Regions from separate parts of the Homo sapiens genome. Here region 1 is linked to region 2. A link is a loop called in an ENCODE intact Hi-C map of the cell type or tissue named here. Cell type or tissue: heart right ventricle. All regions are shown on one strand. Each heading gives the region's core, and the rest is flanking DNA. Links, peaks and the distances in the headings are about the cores only. Region 1 overlaps ZNF597 (zinc finger protein 597). Region 2 holds the start of CLUAP1 (clusterin associated protein 1).

Region 1 (5,377 bases), core at 218-5,217, 68 kb after region 2:
GAAGACTCTCCAGGACTTCAGGTTTGAATTCTTGTCCCTCTAATCAGATGAGAGATTTCACACTTGGCAGAGTACAATACTGAAGGTCTTAACTGGGTTTTGGTTTTTTAAAAAACACCCATAACATTTCCTCTCCATCTCCAAAGAAAATGCATATAGAAAATTGTTAGATTTTAACCAAAATACTTGATAATATATAGATCTTTAGATATTGCTATTATAGATAAATACTGGAGCAAAATATTATTAAATGGTATGGTTATTAATGTTAAAGAACCACAGAATGTTGTAAATATAGATTCATATACAATTTCTCATTAAAGTCGATTGTATGCCTATCAGCAAAACAATATTTACATGGGTTTTGATTAGGATGGAAGAATGCTCTCATTCTATTTAAATAGACAGTATAAAAGTACAATATTTGCTAAAATTGAATTGTTGCTGGGAATTTTTGCTGGGAGAAAAGATAAAGGACTCTTGAGGACTAATTATATGGAAGGTAGCAGAAGGTGGTCCTACAGAACAGCAGATTGAGGACTAAATATACAAAAAATGCTGGCTACTCAGCTAAGCTCTTATTACTGAGTAGAGGCAGGAAGATACTGTTCAGGTGAGAGAAAAACTGAAACTAACAAAAACATCCCTAACCCAGAGAGAGTTTCTCTCTCTTTGTCATTCTTGTCTTGTTTCTTGTTTGCAGATCCACAGTTGAGACAATGTGCTGCTCTGTATGTCAAGGTCAGACTTTGGCTGTTTGTTTCTGATGTCTCCACTCTTAGGAGACAGGACACCAGCTTCCAGGTTTCTCTGAGGTGCTTTGAAATGTGTAGAAAGATAGTCTCCAGTTAGATTACTTATTAGGCAACTCTGAGATACCATGACCTTTGTTAAATAACAAGAACACCACCTCCTTGCTCTCCTGCTTCTGCCCTCAGTGGGAGAAACTGGCAGGAGCCTCATCAGCACATATCAGGGGCCCTAAGAGTTCAGTCAAAGATCTAATGAGTCACAGGATGGGGGATGAAATTGGGAAAGGTCTGGATTAGCAGAGTTGCTGCAGAAAGAAGTAGAGGGGAATATCTTAGAAGGCACTTGGACAGAATGGGGGTGATATAAAAGATGTATGCTGTCATTTTTGTTTTGGCTCCTAGAAAATATAGCAGAAAGTGAGAATTTGTGCCATACATCCTGTTCTGCACCTTAATATGGAAGTTTGCCTTTCCACACGAGTCTTCCTTCACAATTAACCTCTAATTTTTTTTTTTGCAGTTTTCTCCAGATTTTGGAAGATTACGACAAACTTCCTAAAAGATTAGAAAAAATAGCCCTTTTCAGAAACATTAACATACGTGTGGGTAGAACTAAAATGGCTTTTTGGTATAATACTGTTAATGATTAGTATGCAGAAAAAAATGAAAACCCCGGAAGTGTCAGTTACTGTGAAAGAGGCATATTTTCAGTTGTGCTTATTGTGCAGTTGTACTTAAATACATTTGCTAGATGTAATTCAAGCTGCTTTACCCCCAGGGAATTGAAGGAAAAGATATATCTGCTGGTGAGCTTCAGGCTTTTTATGATGATGGCATTTCACCCTTCTGTTTACAGTGTCAACTGATGGAGATAAATTCCATAAAATTGTCATTAACTCAGATACTAGCCTTCCATGTTAGGTGCTATTCACAAATACTGGATAAAAGTTAATATGGGAATGAAAAACTAAATGCAAGAGTTTATTGCTATGAATGATTGGTTAACTGCATTTTGCAGCATGGAAATCAACACACTATGAGAGTGAAAACTTTGTGCTGAATAAATTGACTCAGACAAATTTCTCCGTTTTTGTCGTTGATGCAGTGATGAAAATGTATATCCAACAGTTCCTTAACATGATTGCTGGAATAGTTAAACAGTCTTTTAAACAGTCGTCATTGATGAAAACAGCATTTTTCCAATGGAATTCAGATGTCAGCAGTTTACATTTTATAATTTAAGAAATTGTGGAATGTAGTTGTTTTGAATGAGGTCGACTCAGAATAGTTTTATTTAGAGCTTTGTTGCTACAGGTGGTAGTCTATTGACACCTCCTCATTTAACATAGAAAATGACTAACCCAATAATTCAGGGAGTTAAAACTCAAATGACATTTCACAGCAAATGCCATTTTGAGTCTTTGCCTCCTGAGTTTCCATATAATTAAGTGGCAATGTTCTAGTGACTGCAGCATAAGATGTCATACAATCTGAAACTGCAGAGTTTGATCAAAGTAATCTGCAATTTACTGCCTATGTGTACAAAGGGAGACATAGCAGGTTATAGTTTATATGAATAGTCTATTTTGAATGTTCATTAAACTTGTTATCCCTGTGGGATTTTAGTAGGAAAGTGTATTTGCTTTGACCATCTGTTTAACAAAATGATGTTCATTACATTAGAAGTGTATGTATTCATCTGGTTTAGTTTTGTAATTTAGAAGAGCTATTGATCTGATTCAAAGATAACCATTACCCATCTTTCCAAGGCCCATCTAAGTAGTACAGGTGTTTTGTCTTTTAAAATTGACAGTCCTCTTTGCATTAAGTCTGTAGGGGGGGAATACAATATAAATATTCTTCTGTGTAAACGTAAGAATGTGCTGTAATCTCCAGTTCCTTTGGATACCTCAGAATTCTATTTATTGTATACACTTATACTGTTTATTCAATGTTTTGGGTCTTACTCTTTTTGACGTATTCTCATCAGTCTTCACTCTAGTTTGCAAGCTCTGAAGTTATTGATTACGTCTAATGTGCAATTTGGCTTCTATTAAATGCTATTTTATGATGATGGCAATGAAGTGAACTTTTTAAAAAAAATACGTGGTTTTAGGTGGCAATCAGGTTAATTTTGAAGACTGTTAGGATTCTGGTTTAGAGACAGAGAGTGAAGGACTTCGTGCTACTTAATAAGGGAAGTAAAATCGCTTGCTCCCTGGAACTCAGCAGAAAATTCTGGGTCATTCTGGGAAGCTAGCGCTAGACCTCAATTTCCTTTCGTCTTTGCTGTACACAGAAGTACAGGGGCAAGGACCTCTGTCTTCACGGAGCAGCTACTGCCTGGCACGGGTTGCCACTTAAAGCTTGGATTCCGAGTAGCGGATGTGGTGAGTAGGACTCCCAGAAGACCTCGCGCGGCCTCAGGGAGATCCTGGGTCTCCAGCTTGGCCACCAACTGCACGGGTCAGCGGAAGTGTCAACGAGATGACTTGCGCTACAGCGGCACACTGGTGAGGAACCGGAAGCCACGAGCCGAGCCACTTCCGGTGCCCGCTTCCGGTAGCGCCTGCGCATTCCTGGGGCAAGTGGACTGTGGTGAACGGTGGAGATCCAGTGGTGGGGTTTGGCCATGTGCCTGGCCATATCCACTGCATATCGCTAGGTGATCTCCGTGTAAATCTAGCAGTACGGGTAAGAGTGTTTGCGGAGGAACTCCTCAGGTCTCTTCCTCCGCATCAGCAGGAGGGTATCATGGGTGTGACTGTCGGGCACTAACACGAATCTCCATCCCATGATTCTAGGCGTTAGGACTGGAGAAGCAGCTCCGGGCCACCGTCCCAGCTCTAATCTCACTTAGGCAATGCAGAGCTGTGGGCCTGACTACCACGTGTGTCTCTGGCTTGTTGAAATGGGCACTTTGTACATCTCACTTGTGCTGGGTAGAGTGTCTTTTCTTTAGAACCAGTACCAATCTCTTAGGCTTTTGGCATTCTCTGCAGCCAAATTCTAACATGCTTCTACTTAGCTGGAATGTACCCTCGGCTTACCTTTGGTAAATGGTATCTCCCCAGGTGAGCTTAGCCACTTCCATGGCTACAAAGACCTCATTTTAGGTCTAGCTCCAATTTCTTTTCTATGTACTCCAGATTCCTACATTCAGGTGCCTACAGGAGTCGTCTTTTAGATGTCTCTCAGGCATCAAAACACATGCCCTTAACTCATGCTTTTAGCCCCTGATCTGTTTGCCTCCAGTATGTGGGGCCACATCCATACAATTGCTCATGCTATCAACAAACACTCCCTCTTTCCTCTTGCTATGGCTTGAATATTTGTGTACCCTAAAAATTCATGTGTTGGAATTCTAACACTTAAACTGATGTTATTAGGAGGTGGGGACTTTGGCAGACCCCTCATGATTGGGATTAGTGTCCTTATAAAAGAGACTGCAGGCCGGGTGTGGTGGCTTACGTCTGTAATCCCAGTGCTTTGGGAGGCCAAGGTGTGAGAATTGCTTAAAGCCAGGAGTTCAAGACCGGCCTGGGAAACATAGCGACACGCCATCTTTTCAAAAAATTTATTTAGCCCGGTGTGGTGGCTGGTGCTTGTAGTCCTAGCTACTTGGGAGGCTGAGGCAGGAGGATTGCTTGAGCCCAGGAAGTTGAGGTTACAGTGAACTATGATTGGCCCACTGTACTCGAGCCTGTGAGGACCCAGCAAGAAGGTGCCATTGTGGAAATGGCCCTCACCAGACAATGAATCTGCCAGCACCTTGATCTGGGTTTCCTAGCCTCTAGAACTATGAGAAAAAAATTTCTGTTGTTTATAAACTACCTGGCTTATGGTAACTTTTTATAGAAGCCAGAACAGACTAAGACATCACATCCACTCAATCATCAAGTCTCATGGATTCTACCTCAAAAGTATCACCAAAACCTGAATGTTTCTGTCTCCCCTGTCCCCATCCTATCCAACAGTACTCACCTGGGTTACCTGAAAGAGCCCGCTGATGACTTTCATATCACACTTGTTCTCTGTCAACACAGCTAACACACTGCCATTTAATAAAAGAAGTATTAAAAAATGTTTGCTCCCTGAAACTCAGCAGAAAATTCCAGCATTATTGCGGGAAGACAACACTAGATGTTCATCTTTCCAGTCTTTGCTGCACAGAACTAGAGGGCCAGGTACCAGATGATTATGATGATTTCATCATCCAATTTGACACCTTCCATTGGCTTCCCATTGTCCTTAGGGACATTTAAATTTTCAACATGACCTTCCTAGTCATTACTTCCCTGCCAGTGTCAACTCCAGCTGTTCTTTTTCTCTTACCCCTCTCCAGCTACACTTTCTCTCAATTCATCAAACATACCAAGCTCTTTGAGAATTGTGCACATACTTTTCCTTTTACTTGGAACATCCCTTTCAATTCCTACATTCTTTGTTTTACCCTCCTTATAGCAATATGCTTGTAATTGAATATTAATTATGTAACTAATAAAATTTCATTGTCTCCATGGGAGGAGAGACCAGGAACATGGTAGATGCTTAAAATTATGCACTGATTGAAACTACTACGGCTCTGTCACTTTTATACCATTGGTTTCAGCTTAAAGACTGAC
Region 2 (5,377 bases), core at 236-5,235:
GAGACCATCCTGGCTAACACGGTGAAACCCCGTCTCTACTAAAAATACAAAAAAATTAGCCAGGTGTGGTGGCGGGCACCTGTAGTCCCAGCTACTAGGAGGCTGAGGCAGGAGAATGGCGTGAACCCAGGAGGCGGAGCTTGCAGTGAGCCGAGATCGCGTCACTGCACTCCAGCCTGGGTGACAGAGCGAGACTCCATCTCAAAAAAAGAAAAGAATAAAATAAAAATAAAAATACAAAAGTTAGGTGAGTGTGGTGGCGGGCGCCTATAATTCCAGTTACTGGGGAGGCTGGGGCAGGAGAATTGCTGGGAGGCAGAGGTTGCAGTGAGCTAAGATCACACCACTGCACTCCAGCCTGGGAGACAGAGCAAGACTGTCTCAAAAAAAGAACAGAAAAGAAAGCAGCAGCCTTTCCTTCACACAGTAAGGCACTGCCTAAATACTCCTGACCACTAGGTACTAGTCAAGTTCTGTTAATGCTGCGGTGTTATTGTCAAAATAGACACTAATTTGAGTAAGATCCTTACCATACACTGCACAACTGCAGAGCATTAATTTAAGATCAAAATATTCCGAAATCTCCGTGTGTGCGCTCCCCAACAAAACCCCATTCTACGTCCCCCGGCAGGGTGCTGGCCTCTCTAAAAACTATGTGGGAGGAGACAGTCATCCTGCATGATGTGTGGCCACCAAAAACCTTCAAACCCCAGAGGGCAGGATTCACACTCTGGTGCTCAGTGGCTGCATGGATAAAAGGTAATGCGTCTTCCTAGATATTTTTACATTGTAGAAAAGAGCAATTCATAACCAAAAGGAGTAATCTCTAATGCTAAAATTTCAGGCACCAACAATTGGACGAGAAAACTGGCTTTAAGAGACCCCTCGGATCACACCAAATTGGCAATCATCATCTACCTTTCCTTTTTTTTTTTTTTTTTTAAAGACAGTCTCACTCTGTCGGCCAGGGTGGAGCGCAGTGGTGCCATCTTGGCTCACTGCAACCTCTGCCTCCCGGAATCAAGCAATTCTCCTGCCTCAGCTTCCCAAGTACCTGGGACTACAGACGCGCGCCACCATGCCCGGCTAATTTTTTGAATTTTTAGCAGCGGCAGGGTTTCGCCATGTTAGCTAGGCTAGTCTAGAACTCCTGAAATTAAGTGATCCGCCTGCCTCGGTCTTCCAAAGGGCTGGGATTACAGGCGTGACCCACTGCGCCCAGCCGTAACCAACACTCTTAGCCTCGTTCTTCCACTTCCCCACCCTCTTAGCAAAGGAATTCGAGCTCCCTTCTCCTTACCAGCCCTGCAGAAAGGATGCAGATGGAGTTCAGGATGTCTGGAGTTCAGGCAACCTGAATTCAAGCCCCAGTGCCACCTCCTACCGCCTGTATCACCTGCCCAAGTTACCTGACCTCTCTGTGCCCGTTTCCTCACTACCAAATACAGGGGGCACAGAGTTGTTCAGATGATTAAAATGAAATGCGCATAACACAGAGCGGGCCCTGGCAGATCGTTAAAACTCAAAAAATGTTAGCCGCAATGATTATCACCCAGCCTCCTCTCCTCGGTTTCGTTGCTGGTTGTTTTTTTTTTGGTTTGTTTTTTGTTTTTTGAGATGTTGTTTCGCTCTTGTTGCCTAGGCTGGAGTGCAATGGCCCGATCTCGGCTCACCGCAACCTCCAAAGCGATTCTCCTGCTTCAGACTCCCGAGTAGCTGGGATTACAGGCGCCCGCCACCACCCCCGGCTAATTTTGTAATTTTAGTAGAGACGGGGTTTCTCCATGTTGGTCAGGCTGGTCTCGAACTCCCGACCTCAGGTGATTCGCCCGCCTCGGCCTCCCAAAGTGTTGGGCTTACGGGCGTGAGCCACCGCGCCCGGCCTGCTGTTCGGTTTTCTAAGCGCTAAGCTAACCCAACTCAAAAAATAGTCTCTAAACTCTCCATGCATTTTCCAATACGGTAGCGAAGAGCGGCATGCAGCTACACAAACAGAAATAAATTACACTTAAAAATTCAGTTATTCATCTGCACTAGCCACATTTCAAGCGTTCTGAGCCACACGCGGCCAGTGGCAGATAGAGAACTTTCCATCCTCGCTAGAAATGGCCGAAGAAGGGCCTGGGACGCTCGGCCGGGTTGCAGCCGCGGGTCAGGCGGTCCCTGAGGCGCAGAGGCCCGAAAGGAGCCTCCGGCAGCGCAAGCCTCAGGGATCGCCTACACAGGGGACCCGGCGGGCGGGAGCCCTGAATCTCTGGAAGACCCGCAGGTCACAGGGGCGCGGGGCTGCCTTACTGCGGAGGTCGCGGAAAGACATAACGCTCAGGTCCCCAGGAGCCCAGGGTCGCAACTGCTCGCCCCTCAGCGATCACAGGCCCAGCGCTCGACGATCTCTATGGCAACCAATGGACCCTTGGACGGCGCACGGTCAGGGACAAACAAAAAGCGAAGCGAAGACGCGGCGGCACGTGCATACGCACGGGGAGAGCGGGCCGGCAGAGAGCGCTCCTGAGACGCCGAGGGCAGAGGGCGTGGCGATACCGGCGTCTATGAGGGCTGCAAGCTTCCCAGCTTCTGGGCGTCTGTTTACACGCTTTGCGGACGTTTCGCGCTGGGTGACAGGTTCTGAGTACCTACTACGTGCTTGATATTGCGCTAGGCGCTTTCCATATTGCTTATTTCCCCCTCATTTCTATAAAGAATGCACGATGCTTGGCTGGGCGCGGGGGCTCACGCCTACAATCCCAGCACTTTGGGATGCCGAGGCGGGCGGATCACTTGAGGTCAGGAGTTCGAGACCAGCCTGGCCAACATGGCGAAACCCCGTCTCTACCAAAAAATACAAAAATTTGCCAAGCGTGGTGGCGCACACCTGTAATCCCAGCTACTCGGGAGGCTGAGGCAGAAGAATTACTTGAACCCGGCAGGCAGAGGTTGCAGTGAGCCGAGATCGCGCCACTGCCCTTCGGCCTGGCGACAGAGCGAGACTCTGTCTCAAAAAAAAAAAAAAAAAAAAAATGCACTATACTCAGGAAGCCCGCCTTCCCCCGTCCGAGGCACAGCGCGCTCCTCGTCGGAATCTGGTTGCCGAGCGGAGGACGGGATCACTGTGGGCGCCCAGAGGCAGGCCAGGCCTCGGTCTCGCGCACGCGCAGACGGCTCGGGCTGCACAACAGGCCGGAAAGGGGCCCTGAGCCGCTCGCGCCGCGCGGGTCCCGGCAGCCCTAGCCTCTGCATGGGGGCGCGAGGAGACGGCAGGAAGGGGCGGCCTCCACGTGTGAAATGGGGAGATGCCCCGCCAGGCGTGGCACAGCAGCCGGGTTTTGTAAGGTAGCTTGAGCAGGAACAAGGAAACAGCGTAGTGCACAAAGCGATTGGTTGGCATCAGGTTATTTCAGATGCATTTCTTTGGGTTAAAGCAGAGGGGGCTTCCTTATGCCAGCCTAGGTGGACAGGGCCCCTTTTGTTGGTTGCAGTGAATCTTCTGTGTTTTGGCAGACTGGCCTGTCTCTAAGTTCGCATTGATTACGTGGCACCTTGCACTAGCGATTCCATTCTGGTTTGGTCTGGTCCGTTGGTACCTTGTGCAGGAGCTCGCTCCAAAACAATGGCCTCCCATAAATGTTGCTTCACGTGTTATTAAGAAAAACAAAAGATAAGCCACAGTCTAGAAGAAAATATGCACAAAACACATATCTGATAAAGAGACGTGTATCCAGAATGTATCAAGAACTCTCAACACTCAATAATGAGAAACAGTCTAATTAGAGAATGGAGAAAACATTTTAAAAGCTACTTCACAAAAGAAGATATATGGATGGCTAATATGCAAATGAAGAGATGATCAAGGCTATTATTAGAGAAGTGCATATTAAAACCACAATGAGATATCACTATGAAGTTATTAAACTGGCTAAAATATCAGGTAACACGTTAAAAACCTAAAAATTAAATCTAGATAAAATGGCTAAAACAACAAAAAACTCTTGACAATGCCAAGGGCTTGAAAGGATGTTGATCAACTTGAACTTTTTTTTTTGAGATGGACTCTTGCTCTTGTTGCCCAGGCTGGAGTGCAGTGGCACAATCTCGGCTCACTGAAACCTCCGCCTCCAGGGTTCAAGCGATTTTCCTGCCTCAGCCTCCGGAGGAGCTGGGATTACAGACGCGCGCCACCGCGCCCAGCTAATTTTTGTATTTTGGGTAGAGACGGAGTTTCGCCATGTTGGCGTGAGTCACCGCACGCGGCCTGCATTTCCCTGATGATTAAAGATGTTGAACATCTTTTTACGTGTTTGATGACCATTTGTATATTTCCATTGGAAAAATGTCTATTCATTTTCTTTGCCCATTTCAAAATTGGGTTGAACATCCTTTTGTTTTTGAATTGTAAGTGTTCTTTATATATTCTGCCTATGAGACCCTTATCAGATATATGATTTGCCAATATTTTCTTCCATTTCATAGGTTGTCTTTTCACTTTTTTTTGTTGTTGTTGTTTGTTTGTTTGTTTGTTTGTTTTTTGAGATGGAGTCTCGCTCTGTTACCCAGTCTGGAGTGCCAGTGGTGCGATCTCGGCTCACTGCAAGCTCTGCCTCCTGGGTTTACGCCATTCTCCTGCCTCGGCCTCCCAAGTAGCTGGGACTACAGGCGCCCACCACCACACCCGGCTAATTTTTTTGTATTTTTAGTAGAGACGGGCTTTCACCGTGTTTGCCAGGATGGTCTGGATCTCCCGACCTCATGATCCGCCCGCCTATGTTGGCCAGGCTGGTCACAAACTCTTGACCTCAGGTGATCTGACCACCTGAGTGTCCCAAAGTGCTGGGATTACAGGTGTGAGCCACCATGCCCAGCCGTGTTTCTGATTTCTGAAGATTTGCTTTTCCAAGATTGTTGTGGTTATTTGGGCTCCCTTGTAATTTCACATGAATTTTAGGATTAGCTTTTCCATTTCTGCTTGTGATGCTTAATTTTGTGTGTCAACTTGACTGGGATGCCTGATAGCTGGTAAAACATTATTTTTCAGTGTGCTTGTGTAAGCGTTTCCAGAAGAGATTAGCATTTGAATTGCTAGACTGAGTAAAAAAAAAGAAGATTGCCCTCACCAGTGTGGTGGGCATCATCCAATCTGCTGGGTGCCCAATTATGACAAAAATGCAGAGGAGGGGTGAATTCACACTCTCTTCATGGGCTGGGACATCCTTCTTCCCGTGCCCTTGGACATTGGAGCTCCTGGTTCTTGGACTTCTGGACACCAGGACTTACACCAGCCCTCACCCCCACCCCTACCCAGATTCTCATGCTTTTGAACCCAGACTTAATTACAGCACCAGTTTTCCTGGTTCTCCAGCTTGCAGGCAGCATATTGTGCGAC

What was found. Hi-C counts contacts between places; a loop is a spot of excess contacts. Peaks named below come from ENCODE experiments on the same cell type or tissue, not always from the same donor. Only the 100,000 strongest peaks of a DNase experiment are listed, where the experiment ranks them.
Region 1: a loop joins it to region 2, with 3 times the contacts of the local background. A loop is called at or near these places in 2 of 110 quality-filtered maps.

Annotation. Positions count from the first base shown.
Region 1 is chr16:3,429,869-3,435,245 of GRCh38, reverse strand. ZNF597 (zinc finger protein 597) reads left to right here. Exons shown (of 4, transcript NM_152457.3): 4 at 1-2,832. Among named protein-coding and RNA genes, the nearest start is that of ZNF597, 11 kb to the left of the region's middle. RefSeq lists a silencer at 3,048-3,097 and enhancers at 3,358-3,527, 3,294-3,795. In heart right ventricle, for the core only: no CTCF peak of the experiment used is centred there; a DNase peak (open chromatin) is centred at 3,265; H3K4me3 peaks cover 1,030 bases.
Region 2 is chr16:3,498,008-3,503,384 of GRCh38, reverse strand. CLUAP1 (clusterin associated protein 1) reads right to left here and starts at 2,381. Exons shown (of 12, transcript NM_015041.3): 1 at 2,296-2,381. The coding sequence starts at 2,317. RefSeq lists enhancers at 605-1,121, 1,122-1,639, 2,147-2,526, 2,647-2,696. In heart right ventricle, for the core only: CTCF peaks have their summits at 2,293 and 2,497 (motif pointing right); DNase peaks (open chromatin) are centred at 2,474 and 3,173; H3K4me3 peaks cover 2,439 bases; H3K27ac peaks cover 1,348 bases.